Linked DNA regions of Homo sapiens: region 2 is linked to region 1. A link is a loop called in an ENCODE intact Hi-C map of the cell type or tissue named here. Cell type or tissue: endothelial cell of umbilical vein. All regions are shown on one strand.

Region 1 (8,000 bases):
GTGTCCAGTGTCTATAGTTGTCATTTTTATGTCCATGAATACCCAATGTTCATCTCTCACTTATAAGTGAGAATATAAATATTTGGTTTTCCATTCCTGCATTAATTCACTTAGGATAATGGCCTCCAGCTGCATCCATATTGCTTGCTGCAAAGGACATGATTTCATTCTATTTTATGGCTGCAAAATATTGCATGGTGTATATGTGTCACATTTTCTTTATCTGATCCACTATATTGATAGGCACCTAGGTTGATCCCATGTATTTGCTATTGTGAGTAGTGTTGCAATGAACATATGAGTGTAAGTGGGTTTTTTTTTTTTTTTTGGTAGAATAATTTTTTTTTCTTTTGGATATATACCCAGTAATGAGATTACTGCGTCAAATGGTAGTTCTGCTTTAAATTCATTGAGAAATCTCCAAACCGCTTTCCATAGAAGTTGAATTAATTTACATTGCCACCAAATATGCATAAGTGTTCCCTTCTCTCAATAGCCTCACGAACATCTGTTATTTTTTGACTTTTTAATAATAGTCATTCCGACTAGTGTGAGATGGTATCTCGTCGTGGTTTTGATTTGCATTTCTCTGGTGATTAATGATGTGGAGCAATTTTTCATATGTTTGTTGACTGCTTGTGTGTCCTTTTGAGAAATATCTGTTCATGTCTGTTGCCCACTTTTTAATAGGGTCATTTGTTTTTTGCTTGTTCAGTTGCTTAAGTTCCTTAAAGATTCTGGATATTAGACTTTTGTCAGATGTATAGTTTGTGAGTACTTTCTCTTATTCTCTAGGTTGTCTGTTTACTCTGTTGATATAATAGTTTCTCTTGCTGAGCAGAAGCTCTTGAGTTTAATTAGGTCCTTCTTGTCAATTTTTGTTTTTGTTGCAGTTGCTTTTGAAGACTTAGTCATAAATTATTGCCAAAACCAATGTCCAGAATGGTGTTTCCAAGGTTTTCTTCTAGGATTATTATAGTTTGAGGTCTTACATTTAAATATTTAATCCATTTTGAGTTACTTTTTGTATATGGTGTAAGGAAGGAGTCCAGTTTCATTCTTCTGCATATGGCTAGCCAGCTATCCCAGCACCACTTATTGAATAAGAAGTCTTTTTCTCATTGCTTATTTTTGTTGATTTTGTTGAAGATCAGGTAGCTGAAGGTGTGCAGCTTTATTTCTGGGTTCTCTATTCTGTCCCATTGGTCTATGCATCTGTTTTTGTATCAGTACCATGCTGTTTGGGTTACTGTAGCCTTATAGTATAGTTTGAAGTCAGGTAATGTGATGCCTCTGGCTCTGTCCTTTATGTTTAGGATGCTACTTGGGCTCTTTTTTGGTTCCATACAAGTTTTAGAATGGTTTTATTCTAATTCTGTAAAAAAAATGACATTAGTAGTTTGATAGGAATATCATCGAATTGATAAATTCCTTTGGGCAGTGTGACCATTTTAGCGATATTGATTCTTCCAAACCATAAACATAGGATGTTTTCCATTTGTTTATGTCATCTCTGATTTCTTCAGCAGTGTTTTGTATTTCTCCTTGAGGAGAGATCTTTCACCTCCTTGGTTAGATGTATTCTTAGGTATCTGTGTGTGTGTGTGTGTGTGTGTGTGTCTGCGTGTGTATTTGAGTGTCTATCGTAAATGAGAATACATTCTTGATTTGGCTCTCAGCTTGAACGTTATTGGTATATAGAAATGCGACTGATTTTTCTAGATTTATTTTGTATCCTGAAACTTGACTGAAGTTGTTTATCAATTCAAAGAGCTTTTTGGTAGAATCTAGGGTTTTCCACGTATAAAATTATATTGTCAATGAAGAGAGATATTTTGACTTATTTTCCTGTTTGAATGCCTTTTATTTCTTTCTCTTGCCTGATTGCTCTGTCTAGCACTTTCAGAACTATGTTAAATAAGAATGACAAGAGCAGGCATCCTTGTCTTGTCATAGTTCTCAAGGGGAATGGGAAGCTCATTTTTAATGTCTTATTCTAAGACTTTTGGTACAATGCAAAGTCAGCTTGCAGGTCCAGCCCTCTTTAAACATAGCAACTTTTTAAAAATGTTTTTTTAATTGAACATTTTGCAGTTTTTAACATTTAAAAACAAGGGGTGTCAGATAAAAATCTAGATATCTGGCTTATTTTGACAAAAGAAGGATCATTTCTGGTGCCATTGCTAAACCTGTCAGGGGTGTGTAAACCAGAGCAATTCCATCTTGAACAGGAGCTGGGTAAAATGAGGCTGAGACCAACAGGGCTGCATTCGCAGACAGTTAAGGTATTCTAAGTCACAGGATGAGATATGAGGTCAGCACAAGATACAGGTCATAAAGACCTTGCTGATAAAACCAGTTCCAGTAAAGAAGCTAGCTAAAACCCACTAAAACCAAGATGGTGACAAGAGTGACCTCTGGTCGCCCTCACTGCTACACTGCCACCAGCGCCATGACAGTTTACCAATGCCGTGGCAACATCAGGAAGTTACCCTATATGGTCTAAAAAGGGGAGGCATGAATAATCCACCCCTTGTTTAGCAAATAATCAAGAAATAACCATAAAAATGGGCAACCAGCGGTTTTCGGGGCTGTTCTGTCAATGGAGTAGCCATTCTCTTATTCCTCTACTTTCTTAATAAACTTGCTTTCACTTTACTCCATGGACTTGCCCTGAATTCTTTCTTGTGCGTGACCAAGAACCCTCTCCTGGGATCTGGACTGGGGACCCCTTTCCTGTAACAGACCCACTTTCCTTAGCTTCTTCATTTTCCCCACATGCCAATAATCTGCTAGAGCTGCCCTTTTTATGACTGCTTCCTTAATGTTATCCTTGGTCTCTCGAAATCATTGTACTTGACCCACTTCCCTCAGAGTAACCTGCATGGCTCCCAAAGATATTTGAGTTTGAGAATCTGGCTTAAATATTTTTTGAACAATCACAAATGGACTGGAGTTCTGACACTTTATAAGATTCTATCATAATTTATACCAAATGATACGAACCCATGTAGTTTGCTGTTTTTAAAGTAGCACTACAGAGAGCAAAATAAGTACTAAATACATCTATTTAAAATTACATCTAATATGTCTTTGTACCAATAATTGAGTAGTAACATGCCCTCTTGCTCAAAAATAAATCTCAGTGTTAGACGTGGGTGGATACTTAATCTAACTTTTTTGCCTGCTATATTTCACATTCTTTCCCTGGGAGTAATGTGCAACCATATGCCCAAGTAATAAATAATATGATAGGAAACAAATATCTATATTATGACAAAATGACAGTCACTAATGCTAATGGGATTTTATAACACAATACACAGGAAAGAGAGAGTGATCCGGCCCCTGAGGTAAAGCCTTAAAGGAATTCATTTTCCTATCACCACTGAGAATACTTTCTATCATGGAATGAAAGGCACTAAAATAAATTGGCAAAATGAAACCTCTCTGCATATGGTGTTTACTCAGAAGGGTGAGGTGCCAAAGAGACTGTCAGCCACAGCAAGTTGGACCTTTACTGCCACGATGTCATTTAAAGAGCTGCCCTGACAAAGCCTCAGCCTTCTGCGTCCATTAGACTCAGTGTGAAAGGTCTCCATTCACTTGCCAGCTGGCGTAGTAGACCATCGTCTAAAGATGTGAACGGTTACAGCCCTGGCCTCGCTGCAACTGGAAACCAAAGAGACGATTAATTATGGATGGAATGCAGCCAGGCAAGGCTGCAATTGTAATCAAATGAGACCACACTGAGGAAAAATAACATTTTATCCTGCACTTGGTAACTCACAGATAGATTTATGACTATACTGCCAGTTGGAGATAAAGTAAAAATCAATCATATTATTCATATGAGTAACATAAGCAAGTACTAGCAAAACAAAAAATATGTTTCCTACGATTGTGTTGCAGATACTTCATTTATATCCAGCTTTATTCAGCAGAATCACACATCCACAACTTTTTTTTCTTTTAATGAAAGCTGAGAAATAAACTATCCACTGGAACTGTAATGAAGAGATCTGCGAACTTTCTGCATTCAAAGCCTTCATTGCAAAAATATATTACAATATTTCCTGTTTTATTGCCTTGCTCATATTTTATTACAACTCTATTGCATATCGAAATGTGCAGCCTAGAAGCTACAGGATATCCACAGTCAACAAATAGAACAGCTTGTTCATTATGTCCATGAATAGTCAAAAAGTTAAAAAGAATGCTAATTCTATGCAGTAAAAAGCTTAAAAACGTATGTTTCTTTTAAAGCACAATTGGAATGTCAAACTAGTTCTGTAAAAGAAGGAGCATCATTAGCTTCACATTCCCCAAAAGAGCTGGTCATTGTTTGGAAGATTCATTTGTCAAACTAAATAGAGAAACTGCAATCATAGATTACAGGTTAATGGGGATGGATGCATGTCTCATGGACTAGAATCAGTTACTATCTAGCCAAGTCCTACTTCACTTAAAAAAAGAAAGAGAAGCCATCAGGTGGTGTTGCACTTGTGGTATGCACTTATCCATTAGGAGCAAAACTGACATGTTCTTTTTTAAAGTCCCTTAAAATGTGGCTGTGTTATGTAGAAGTTCAAGTAACTTTGGCAATTAAAATGACAACGTATACATATTTAACCCAAAGATATGTAAAGTACCTGGAGTACTAAGACCTTCAAATCAACAGCCTAGGAGATTCTACATAGAAACAGGAGTGTGTCTGCCCAAATCTTCAATTTCACTTTATTTTCTACCTCTTTCTATCCTTTGCCAAACAATCTGTTTGATAAGTTGGGTGAACTGGAGGGGAGCCAGGGAATTCCAGCAAAAGAAGACGGGATCTGGGAGGACCTGTGGCAGAATGCCACAGCAGGCTCAACTATTTATTCCACAATACTCTGTTCAAACACTCACCACCCTCCTTACCCTACCAACCTCCAGCAGCAAAAGCCCGTTTATCCAGGTGACTGCAACTTCTAGAAAGTCACATTTAATAATTGTGAATTGTTTAACCACCAAGAGATCTTCACAAGAAGTGCTATGTTAGGCATGGTGATGGGAAGGGGCATGGATAGATGGTTTAAAAAATAACAACCGACAGACAAGCCAAAAGCAAGGCAATTTGCTTTGTAGGTGTCTCAACATTTCTCACTCTGGAGAGGGCTGCAACTTTGCGCGTAGCTTCTAATGAAAAGTAAGCAATAAATATTGATATAACAACAAGGGTTTCTTGCAAAGAAGTCTTTGTTGGTTTAGTGTAACACAATTGATTTGGCCTTTCTTGGTTCCCTTGTTTCTCAGAATGAAGCAATTAAACACATTTGTTCACTTTAAATGTTGTGTTTTGCTTGGTTCATTTGAATTCAGGATGGATTAACAAGGACACCATAAAGAATTCTAGAAAGCAGATGCCCCAGAGATAGATGAGAAGGAGCACCATCCACAGAATACCTACTAAATATAAATATTAGGGCGCCTATTACCAATTATCTTGCAGAACCTCCCTGCCTGTGTAAGTGAGGCCCACTTGAAGGTGAATATTCACATAAATGTAAACAAAGCATCAAATTGTTTTCTTGTAAAGTGAATTCCTTCTTTCTGTGTAACAGAATGACAGAACATTTGGATCCAGTTACTCTACATTTTTTCCTAATGTGAAAAGCAAGACTGAGAAACAATTTTCAAACTCCTGAAGAATATGTATGAGTGAGTATGTGTGTAAAAATATGATGAGAGGAAAAAAAATAAAACCATTATGCTAGAATGTGGTCTCTCAATTTCTGTCATAATTCAGCAGTCTGTTTTGCTTTTTGCAGAAAATCTCTTCATCTTTCCTCAGATTGGGTTTAGTCCTCAACCACTATATGTTTCCTACCTGGGTCTATATATACATTTTCTTTAGAATCCCAGAACCTGTCACCTCCCTAGAGGCTTCTTCTGCCCCAGGTAGAATTAAATAGCTCACTTATCTGCTTGTGACCCTATACTGGAATTATATTATAATTGCATTAATGTCATTGAATATTTAGCTATTTTGGTGCATAGTGGGTGCCCCTCCCCTAGGCTTTCACCCATCCCACTACCTCCTACCCACAAATATTCTAAATTCCACGGAGACTTATTTGAGACCAGCAAGCACATCTTATCTGCCTTGGGATCTGAAGTACTGTGTGTGGAGCCTGACACCTAATAGGTTCCCAATATAGTTTGTCAAACTCAATCAAATGTTGAGAGTTTAAAATATATCAGAAGAAAAATTCCTATGTATATATAACCCCTTTTAAATTATGTTGTTCCATCTCAGAAAATATATCTCAGAACATATTCTTCTTTTGAGGTTTTTTTTTTTTTTTTTTAGAGAAGGGGTCTCACTCTGTTGTCTAGGCTAGAGTGCAGTGGCTCCATTACAGTCACTGCAGCCGCTAATTCACGGGCTCAAGTGATCCTCCTGCCTCAGCCTCTTGAGTAAGTGGGACTACAGGCATGTGCCATTGAAACTTGTTTTAATTTATCTACCCTTACTGTTCCTTCAGCATAGTTTTATAAAAACTGCTATCACATAAGGGGTCTCTAAATGATTAAAATTCATTCATAGCTAACTCTAGTATCTGGAAACTATCTGGGGAAGTCTGATTTTCAAATCAATAGCCTAAAAATTTTACATAGAAACTCTAGTCTGTTTTCTGCTCAAACCTGCTGTACTACCCAACTTCTTCTACTCCTTTCTGTCAATTCCTGAGCTATCTGTATATGTAAGTGGGGTGATCAGAGAGATGTCAGGAGAGTCCAGGTGAAAGAAGAGGAAACTACAGTGTACTGCTATACTGTACTAAGAGCTTTGTCTTTAGTGCTCTCTTTAGTTAATACCAAAGTGTAAGTATTAGTATCCCTGTTTTACCCATAAGGAAACTTGAGTCTCAGGGATTTTTTTCAGCCACAGAAGCTATTAAGCAGAAGGCTCACAATTAAAACATTTCATTTTTTTTTTCTGATTTTAAGGACTGGGTGAATCCATGATTTCACACACAACTAAACTGTCTTTAGCTAGCATATTTTTATTGCATTGCTCTTCTTTTCGTTAGTCGATGAAAAGTATTTTTGGTTTCATTTAAGTACTTATTGAGTCCCCATGTAATGGAAACACAATATCTGATGCTTGTAACATGTCTTTTAAAACCCGCATAATGACCTAATCTCCAGAAACACATTACAGAAAAGTTCAACTACTATTATGTGCTTTGCTTTTCTACTAAAGGTATTTCAGAATGAAAATCCCAGGAGCAGAGAAGAATATCTCTTATAAATATACATTTAGGTCCCCAGCTGTGATTTGATTCCTGATTTAATATTGTACATAAAAAGTGATTCAGATCAGTATAGTCTATTTTAAATCATTCATTTTGAAAGTTAGCATAGTAATATTTGCAGCTTGATATACTAAAACAACATGTTTATTTTCTCACTAGTACATAATCATAGAGAACAATTTATAGAAAGATTTTTATATATTCTGTTTATATAACAAAGTATAATAGACTAAATAGACTAAAGGACGCATCATACATGTGCCCTTATTATAGCTGCACAGATGATTAAAAAGAGCAAGTCTCTTTGTTTTTAGCTGGACCTACAGTACCCTTAAATTTTGAGCTGAAAAAGCAAACTCTTTGCCTGTGCCTTGGCCTCTTACTCTTACTCTTACCTCTTACTCTTTCCACGTAATATTTCTCTTTCCTGGAATACTCTTTTCTACCTTCTTACCATCATCATCTGGCTACTTCTTCCTGGCTTTTTCACTCAACTTGAAGCAAGCTTCTTCCCAGGGGTTCTTAACTTGGGATCTACAGATAGAATTTTAGTTCCTTTTTCTTTTTATATTGCTATGCATTTTATTTCTTTTCTTTTTTTTTTTTTTTTTTTTGAGACGGAGTCTTACTCTGTCGCCCAGGCTGGAGTGCAGTGGCGCGATCTCAGCTCACTACAAGCTCCGCCTCCCGGGTTCACGC
Region 2 (8,000 bases), 56 kb after region 1:
CAGGATCATATTATAAAGGTTACAGTTGAGACAATTTTAACAGACTCGGGTTGAATTTGAGGGTACTTAGTCATCATAGCTTCTAGTATATTTGATTACTCCCTAAAAGGCCTACTTGGCAAGTGCACGTTGTCTAAACTCGGCTGGCACATTCAGGGAAAAAATAAAGTAAAATAAAACCTGCTGGACTGATCTTGAAGAAAGGTCTCATATCAAGGAGGGATGGTAAATCACATAGGCCAAGTTATTTCTTAATCAGTAAGAAAAAGACAAATGATAGAGCAGAAAAAGAAGTCTTTGGACTACAGTCATGACTGATAAAAGCATGATCTTTCCTTTCTGATTCTTTACATGAATGTGCAAGTCAAGGGCGTCAGGAATATAAAAACTCCTGAAAATTTGGCAAGGCTGTGTAGTAAACATTACTGGGAAGACTGCGCAACCCATGCATCACCAACTGCCTTCTCTGAAAATTGCCCCACCCATAGCCATGCCTGAGACCTGATCATAGAACATGATTATTATCCTATTCTGCCTGTGGAGGATCAGGATTTATAGCTGACATAGCCTGATCCACAGTGACTTTTCCAGGCCAGGGGCTGGAATTGGGATCCAGCCCTGGCCACCAGCCCTAGGAAAGTAATACACAGCAGAAAAGCTAGTCTGTAGAGAGAGAAGAGAAGAGCTATGGAGAGGTACAAAAACAAAAGACTATGAAATGGCTTGAACAACAAGGTAAATAGTGGTTTAATTAGTTGGACAAGGCTAGGATAGTTAAAAGTCCTTTTCCATACATGTGACAACCATTTTAATTAAACATACAAAGGGAGATGTGGATTAGACATCTGAAACCAGCGGAGATGTCAGGATGGAAGACAGAAATTTTAGACTCATCAGCATAGAGATCGTTTTTAAATTCATGGGGTTGGATGAGGTCAACAATGAATAGAAAATGGATAGAGAACAGAGACTGAAGCAAATCCAAAATGCTGTAGCATTTGGCAATTGAGTAAAGAAGTAAAAATTAGCAAAGGAGAACAAGCAGGAACAGCAAGAGAGGTAGAAAGGAAATCAGTTGAGTGTGATATCACAGAAGCCGAGAGAGTAGTGTTTCTAGAAGGAGTGATCAAATCAGCTCAATCTTACAAAAACAATTAAGATAAAAATATTAACACTTCTTGGAACTATTTGTATTTAGTTTTTCTTATCAAATGAATGTTATTTATACTGATTTTGACTGATATTAAGGTTTCATATCTAAAATAAAAATATAAGTCAAAAACTTTTTAAATGCCTCAGACAGACCCAATTGGCTTTAGTTAAGAAAAAAATTGGTTCAAGCCAGGTGCAGTGGCTCATGCCTGTAATCCCAGAACTTTGGGAGACCAAGACAGGTGGATCGCTTGAGCCCAAGAGTTTGAGACCAGCTTGGGCAAAACAGCCAAACCCCATTTCTATAAAAATATAAAAATTAGCTGGATGTGGTGACTTGCACCTGTAGTTCCAGCTACTTGGGAGGCTGAGGTGGGAAGATTGGTTGTGCCTGGGAGGTGGAGGTTGCAGTGAACCGAGATTGTGCAACTGCACACTTCAGCCTAGGCGACAGAGACAGACGCTGTCTCAAAAAAAAGAAGAAGGAAGGAAGAAAAAAGGAAAAGAGGGACGGAGGGAGGGAGGAAGGGAGGGAGGGAAGGGAGAAAAAGAAAAAAGCGGCTGGGCAAATGGTTCATTCCTGTAATCCCAGCATTTTGGGAGGCCAAGGCAGGAGGATTGCTTGAGGCCAGGACTTTGAGACCACCCTGGGCAATACAAACATCCTGTCTTATGCCTAGTGGATGTGTCTGTGTGGACGTGCACACACATTGGCTGATGAACCCCCCTTCCTGTTTTACAAACAGGCTCTACAAACAGACAAAATATATTTACAAAAAAGATACATCCATCTATACACACACATATATTAGCTGTCTATACAGCTATCTCTACAAACAGACAAAATATATTTACAAAAAAGATACATCCATCTATACACACACATATATTAGCTGTCTATACAGCTGTCTCTACAAACAGACAAAATATATTTACAAAAAAGATACATCCATCTATACACACACATATATTAGCTGGGTAGCCAGGTGTGGTGGTGCGTGCTTATAGATCTAGTTACTTGGAAGGCTGAGGCAGGAGGATCACTTGAGCCACAGAGTTTGAGTTTTCAGTGAGCTATGATTGTACCATGGCACTCCAGCCTGGTACGGGGTGACAAAGCGAGACCCCATATCAAAAAGAAAAAGAAGAAAACAAACAAACGAAAGGGTAGGAGCAGGTTGTTTTACAACAGTTTTTTGTAATAACTAAAATTGGTAGGTGTAGATTAGTCTAGGTGTGAGATTCTAAAAAGAAATGTCATCATGAATGTTTTCTGAGAGTCACTTTGAAGAAGAGTTAGGATATTGTTTGATGGATGATAATGAATGTCCATTCCAGGGAGGGGGTCTGAATGCAAAAAGGAAGACTTAAAAGAGGTCTGCACAGCTGGAGCAAAAATGATCCCCAAATAATTTTATGAAAACTGTTGCAAAGCAATAAAAGAGGCAATGGTGATTGTGCCAAGCGTATGCGGGAGAGAGCTTGTTGGGCCAGTGGAGAGAGGTGCTTACTTGTCCGGTAATATTTATCAGCACTTCCCCTACACCATCTAAATAAAAACAACGTGCTTCCTAAGTCAGCACTTCAAAGCAAGTCTTCTGACCCCCTAGTTTGACCAGACTGGCCTCCAAGCCCTACTTTATGCTAAGGCTGCTGTAATTAATGGGCCACGTTTCTTAGCAGATGCAATCTTGAACTCTGGAGACTACCAGATCTTGCTAGAAGCTCTGTTCTCCCCATTATTAACAGTGTGGCCATGTCTAGAGATTTAACATCTCTAAGCCTCTCTTCCCTCATTAGTGAAAAGAGGATTACAGAAGTGACTTCATAAAGTGATGCTGAGAATAAAATGAGAAAATGAGCATAGCATTTAGTATAGTGCATGTAATCACCATTCAGTAAAAGGCAGTTATTTATAGTTATTTGAATTCAAAATGTAATAATTATGTAAGATGCATTTGAGTCTGTAACAGGGTTTGAGGAGAACAGGAATACAATTAAAATCTCATGAAGATGATTGCTCCCAGGCTGGAAGGCAGGGGACTTACGCTGCCAACTGAAGCTCAGTGTCCAAATTCAGCCGTCCTTCCGCTACACCACTTCTTTCCTACAGCTGCCTGTGCACCAATGGTCATTTACTGACCGTATATATGTGTGTGTGTGTGTGTGCGTGTGTGTGTGCTATACATGGATGTGTGGGGTTTGTTTTGTTTTTAAAAAAAAAGAAAGAGTAGGTAGGTGTATGCGCCCCTGTGGTTCCAGCTACTTGGGAGGCTGAGGCAAGGGGATGGTTTGGAGACCGGAGTTTGAGCCAGCCTGGGCAACATAGTGAGGCCCCCTGTCTAAAATAAATAAATGAAACATAAAAAATAAATGAATAGATTTTTTCTAAATCAAAAAGCATTATTCCATTTTTTTCTCACTGTCATTGAAATTTTTTTTGGTAATAAATGGATTTCTGAGCCTGTTTTAAATGACAGGGTCTGTTGTTCAAAGCCCCACTAGCACGGTAAGCCATTAAACCAGCAGTTGTGAAGCTGCATTATAACACAGGGACAGTCACTCAGCTCAACACTTTACATTACAATAGGCAAGCCTCTGTGAGGCAGCTTTGAAATCCCAGAACTGTGGTCAAACTACGGACCTCCTGGAAGGACAAAGTGTTCTGTTTGTGTAGCACAAGGGTGTGGCTTTTGTAGCTAGTAAAATAATCTGAACACAAAGGCCTCCAGATCCTGCAGAGCACTCTGCAGTGAACTGACTCAGCGGAAAGCGGTGGGAAAGGAAGCTGGTTCTTAGATTTCAGAACCCTCCAAAGCTACACCCACCTCGCTTAGTTCTGACCCTGTGCAACAGGAAGGGGGTTTCATCAGCCAATGTGTGTGCACGCCCACGCAGACATATCCACTAGGCAGAAGACAGGATGAGAAACGCGGTGGGAAGGAACTCTAGTGGAGCCCAGTGCCGTCTCTTTGCAGCCTCTTGCCAAACTCCTGCTTTTTCTTCCTTTCACTGATGCAAAACCTAGTTGCTCTCATGGATTGAGGGAGGGAAGCCCTCTTATGATGTGGAGCCACTTTTAGCAACTGCTCTGAAAGAGGCTGCAAAATCAAACATCCCAGTTAGCATTGGGTGGATTGCTGAATATTGTGAAATAATCATAGAAGCTTTGATTGTCGATGTCCACTGGAGATCTGTGTGCCGGGAGCAAAATATTGGTATGTTACACATTTCATGTACGCAAATTAATTGGACAGTTAAAATCTATCAAAGGCGTCAATGGTAGGCTTTTTCTGTTTCTATTCACACACAGCCCCCACTGCCACCACCAATTTAGGCTTCATCTCAATAAACAGAATACATGTTTAGAAACTTATATAATTTAAAACCCTCTGATCCCTGAAAATTAAGAAAAAGGGGTCTGAATTTTTCATAATCAGTCCATATTGAATAGATTCCCCTCCTAATTGCTCAATTTTAATTTCATCAGATCATTTTGCCTAAAGACCACTTAGCCACCATCACCAAAAAAATGTGTAAACTTCTTGTGAAAAAGACTATACATATCAATGATCTGTGGAACTTAAATTCCAAGGAAACACATATTCAGAAAAAAAAATCATTCACTAGGATAAACCAGAAACACTATATTGATTTACCTTTCCTGAAACTACTAAAAAGTCCAGTAACTTAAGAACACATTTTTAAAATTTAATTCATTAAATTACATATAATACATTTCCAAAAAAGTTCAAAATATGCATGGACAGTTAGCAGAAGCTTTATTGTGAGATTTTTGCGAAAAAAAATTTATAAAGTTAACCCCAAAGCAACCTAATATGTTGATAGTCTCCTGCAAATTAAAATTCAATACACTATTGAATATTTTTATTATAGTTTTGAAAACAAAAGGTTAAAATACCTATAATTGGTAAAATATATGACTTCCCTTCCCTTCACCAAGATTACTAAATGTAATAGAGTGGGTTTTGTGTATGTGTGTTTGTGTGTGTGGTTTTTGTTGGACAGCGATTTATTTCAAAGCTTTTCTTTGTATAACTAGATTACATGACTCCTTTTCTAAATGTTCTGAAGGGCACAATTGGGAGCAGTAAAAGATAAACTGCACTGTCTATAATTATGTGATAATAGAACTCCAAGAAAGGTGAAGTTTCTTACAAAGTATATGGGAGTTAGAGAATATTTCTATCTACAATGTACTGTCCTTGAGAATGAACATTTGTCTTTGGAAGATGTGTATTCACCCAAACAGTGTGTACTGAATATGTAGTATACACTAGGCAGTGTTTTAGGTTCTAGGAATACAGTGGGGAACAAGGCAGAAAACTTTCCTACTCTCTTGGACCCCATAGCCCAGTGAAGGAAGACAAACATTAAACACATAAACAACTAAGTAAACAAGAAAATATCAAGTCATGGTAAGTGCAAGGAGAAAATTACAACAGAATGTAATTTTACTTAGCAAATAAAAATGCAGGAGACTGATTTATATGTGTGTGTGTGTGTGGATGTGGAAGGATGGCTGGATGGATAGATAAGAGAGTTCAGGAGAGAGAGACACACACATCAGGACACACTACCCCAAAATATGGCACCTTGGCATATTGAATATTTTAAGCTGAAGGAATTTGAGAAAATAGCATAAGCAGGAAGGTCTCTGTGAAGTTCCGCCTCCCTTCTCCCCTGAAGCAGATCATAAAACCTAGGAAGCATGTTCTGACCTTCCCTTGAAGCAGTGCATAAGATCCTTATGTGAGAGGTGCTTCCCTATTCCTGGAGGAAAGGAATATCCTTATCTCCAAGGACACAGAGTCACAGAGAGTAATCTGAACAAATAAGCCTTGACAAGTTTCTCCCAGCTCATTACATGTAGCTCATATCCCCTTTGTCCTATCATATTTCTCCATGACTTTCCACTCTTCATCAAACCTACTATGGAAAAACACTCAAGTTTAAAACTGTTTATTGAGTTTTCATTTCCTTCTGAAGGTTCCCTTGTCACGGAAAACTGATATTAAATAAATGTGTATGCTTTTTGCTTGTTAGTCTTTCGTTTGATACAGGGGTCTCGAGCACTGAACCTAAAATAAGTAGAGTAAAACTATTTTTTCTCCCCTACAATACACACACACTCTTAATGCTGCTAGGACCGTGGTTCCCAATCATGATACCGTGAACCCACAGGAGTGTTATAGTGTTTTTAAATTTTTAGGGGAACACAGAAATATCAGTCAGACACTACACAAACTGCTACTACTAAATTTGGGCCTAACTACTTAATAAACGAATGAGGTATTCCTATTTTCCTAGAGTCACCATGAAAAAATTACCAGATATTAAGGGTGGAATGAACTAGGAACATTTGAGAATCTTTGTGCTAGGAACATCTTTAATGGCTATGTGTGTACATAAGAATGGCTTTGTTGCATTGTTTTTAAATTAAATTGAAACCATATTAAAAAGAAATACTTTCAATCTGTTTTTCTTTCTTCAAAACAAATTTTACAAACTTACTCTAAGCAAATCCTCAACTAGATTTTCATATTTCAGTTTAGCATTTATATTTACTGCCATTGTGACTTGGAACATATCATATTACTTTTATGCCTCAAATTTTTATATTTTAAAAGACCTATATTTATTATGATTGCAGATATTGTAACTTAAAATATAATGATTTTAGATATTTGTTGGCAAAAATACAGAATATGTTATGTTTCTTGATCTTTGTGTTACAAAAGTTTAAATGAATAAACTAATGTACAACTTATAATTTTATTTCTGCCATGTAATATTTATACCAGTAAAGTTTAGCAAATGATAAACAAAATTTCAATAAGCTTACGAAATTGCTGAATTTCAAAATGAAAGTCTATTGTCATTTCATTTCACCTGCTGGGAGACAGACACACTAGGTTTTCCAAGGAAGATAAGAACATACTGGAAGATTGCTGTGAAAAATTTAAAAGAAAAGGTACCAACTCCATGTCCTCTGTCAGACTTTATAGTTTTAACTGTACATTACCAAACATTTAAGAGTCAACAGAATTCAATTACTTGCCAAATCCTTATACAATGTCATTAGCTAACAAATCTGAGGACAAAGGTCTCCCTAACCATGTTACAGGATGTTCCTCCAGTGGTTTCGATAGTTTGCTAATTATCTACATTACACAAGAGTCATGAGCATTACAGAGGCAAGTCTAGCCTGCTATGCTTTATTACTGCTATAATTACTGCTGTCGTTTTCTCAAGTACTTTCAGTAAATGCTTGTCAAATGACAACTTTAGCTGGAAAATTAATCATTATTTTAAAATCAATTGTTATTGTGAGCCTTAATATTTCTATCACTAAATGCAAAATAATACTTATTACCTTTTTTCCTGAGACTGTGTAATAAGGGTAGTATTATAATTTGCTGAATTTTATGCTTGATAGTATCATTGTGAAAATATTTTTCTTACTAATAACAATCCAGAACGGAAACACTCAGAAGAGTATTTTCCTTTAACAACTTTGAAAACAAATTTTCAAAAATTTTTATCTACTCACACGACATTTACCTTTTTTATCAGTTGTGAGTGAAACCAACAGGAATAAAATGAAGGCCTTAAAAGAATGAACAGGCCGGGTGCGGTGGCTCACGCCTGTAATCCCAGCACTTTGGGAAGCCGAGACGGGCAGATCACGAGGTCAGGAGATTGAGACCATCCTGGCTAACACGGTGAAACCCCATCTCTACTAAAAAATATACAAAAAAATTAGCCGGGCGTGGCGGCGGGTGCCTGTAGTCCCAGCTACTCGGGAGGCTGAGGCGGGAGCATGG

The links. A loop is a pair of places that touch in the nucleus more often than their neighbours do. Peaks named below come from ENCODE experiments on the same cell type or tissue, not always from the same donor. Only the 100,000 strongest peaks of a DNase experiment are listed, where the experiment ranks them.
Region 2: it touches region 1 in a loop (4-fold over the local background); 3 of 110 quality-filtered maps call a loop at or near these places.

Annotation. Positions count from the first base shown.
Region 1 is chr7:12,767,257-12,775,256 of GRCh38, reverse strand. No RefSeq gene overlaps it. Among named protein-coding and RNA genes, the nearest start is that of ARL4A, 84 kb to the right of the region's middle. In endothelial cell of umbilical vein, no CTCF peak of the experiment used is centred here; DNase peaks (open chromatin) are centred at 3,686 and 4,746; H3K27ac peaks cover 2,815 bases.
Region 2 is chr7:12,711,755-12,719,754 of GRCh38, reverse strand. No RefSeq gene overlaps it. Among named protein-coding and RNA genes, the nearest start is that of ARL4A, 28 kb to the right of the region's middle. RefSeq lists an enhancer at 3,494-4,161. In endothelial cell of umbilical vein, no CTCF peak of the experiment used is centred here; DNase peaks (open chromatin) are centred at 54, 3,914 and 5,984; H3K27ac peaks cover 2,509 bases.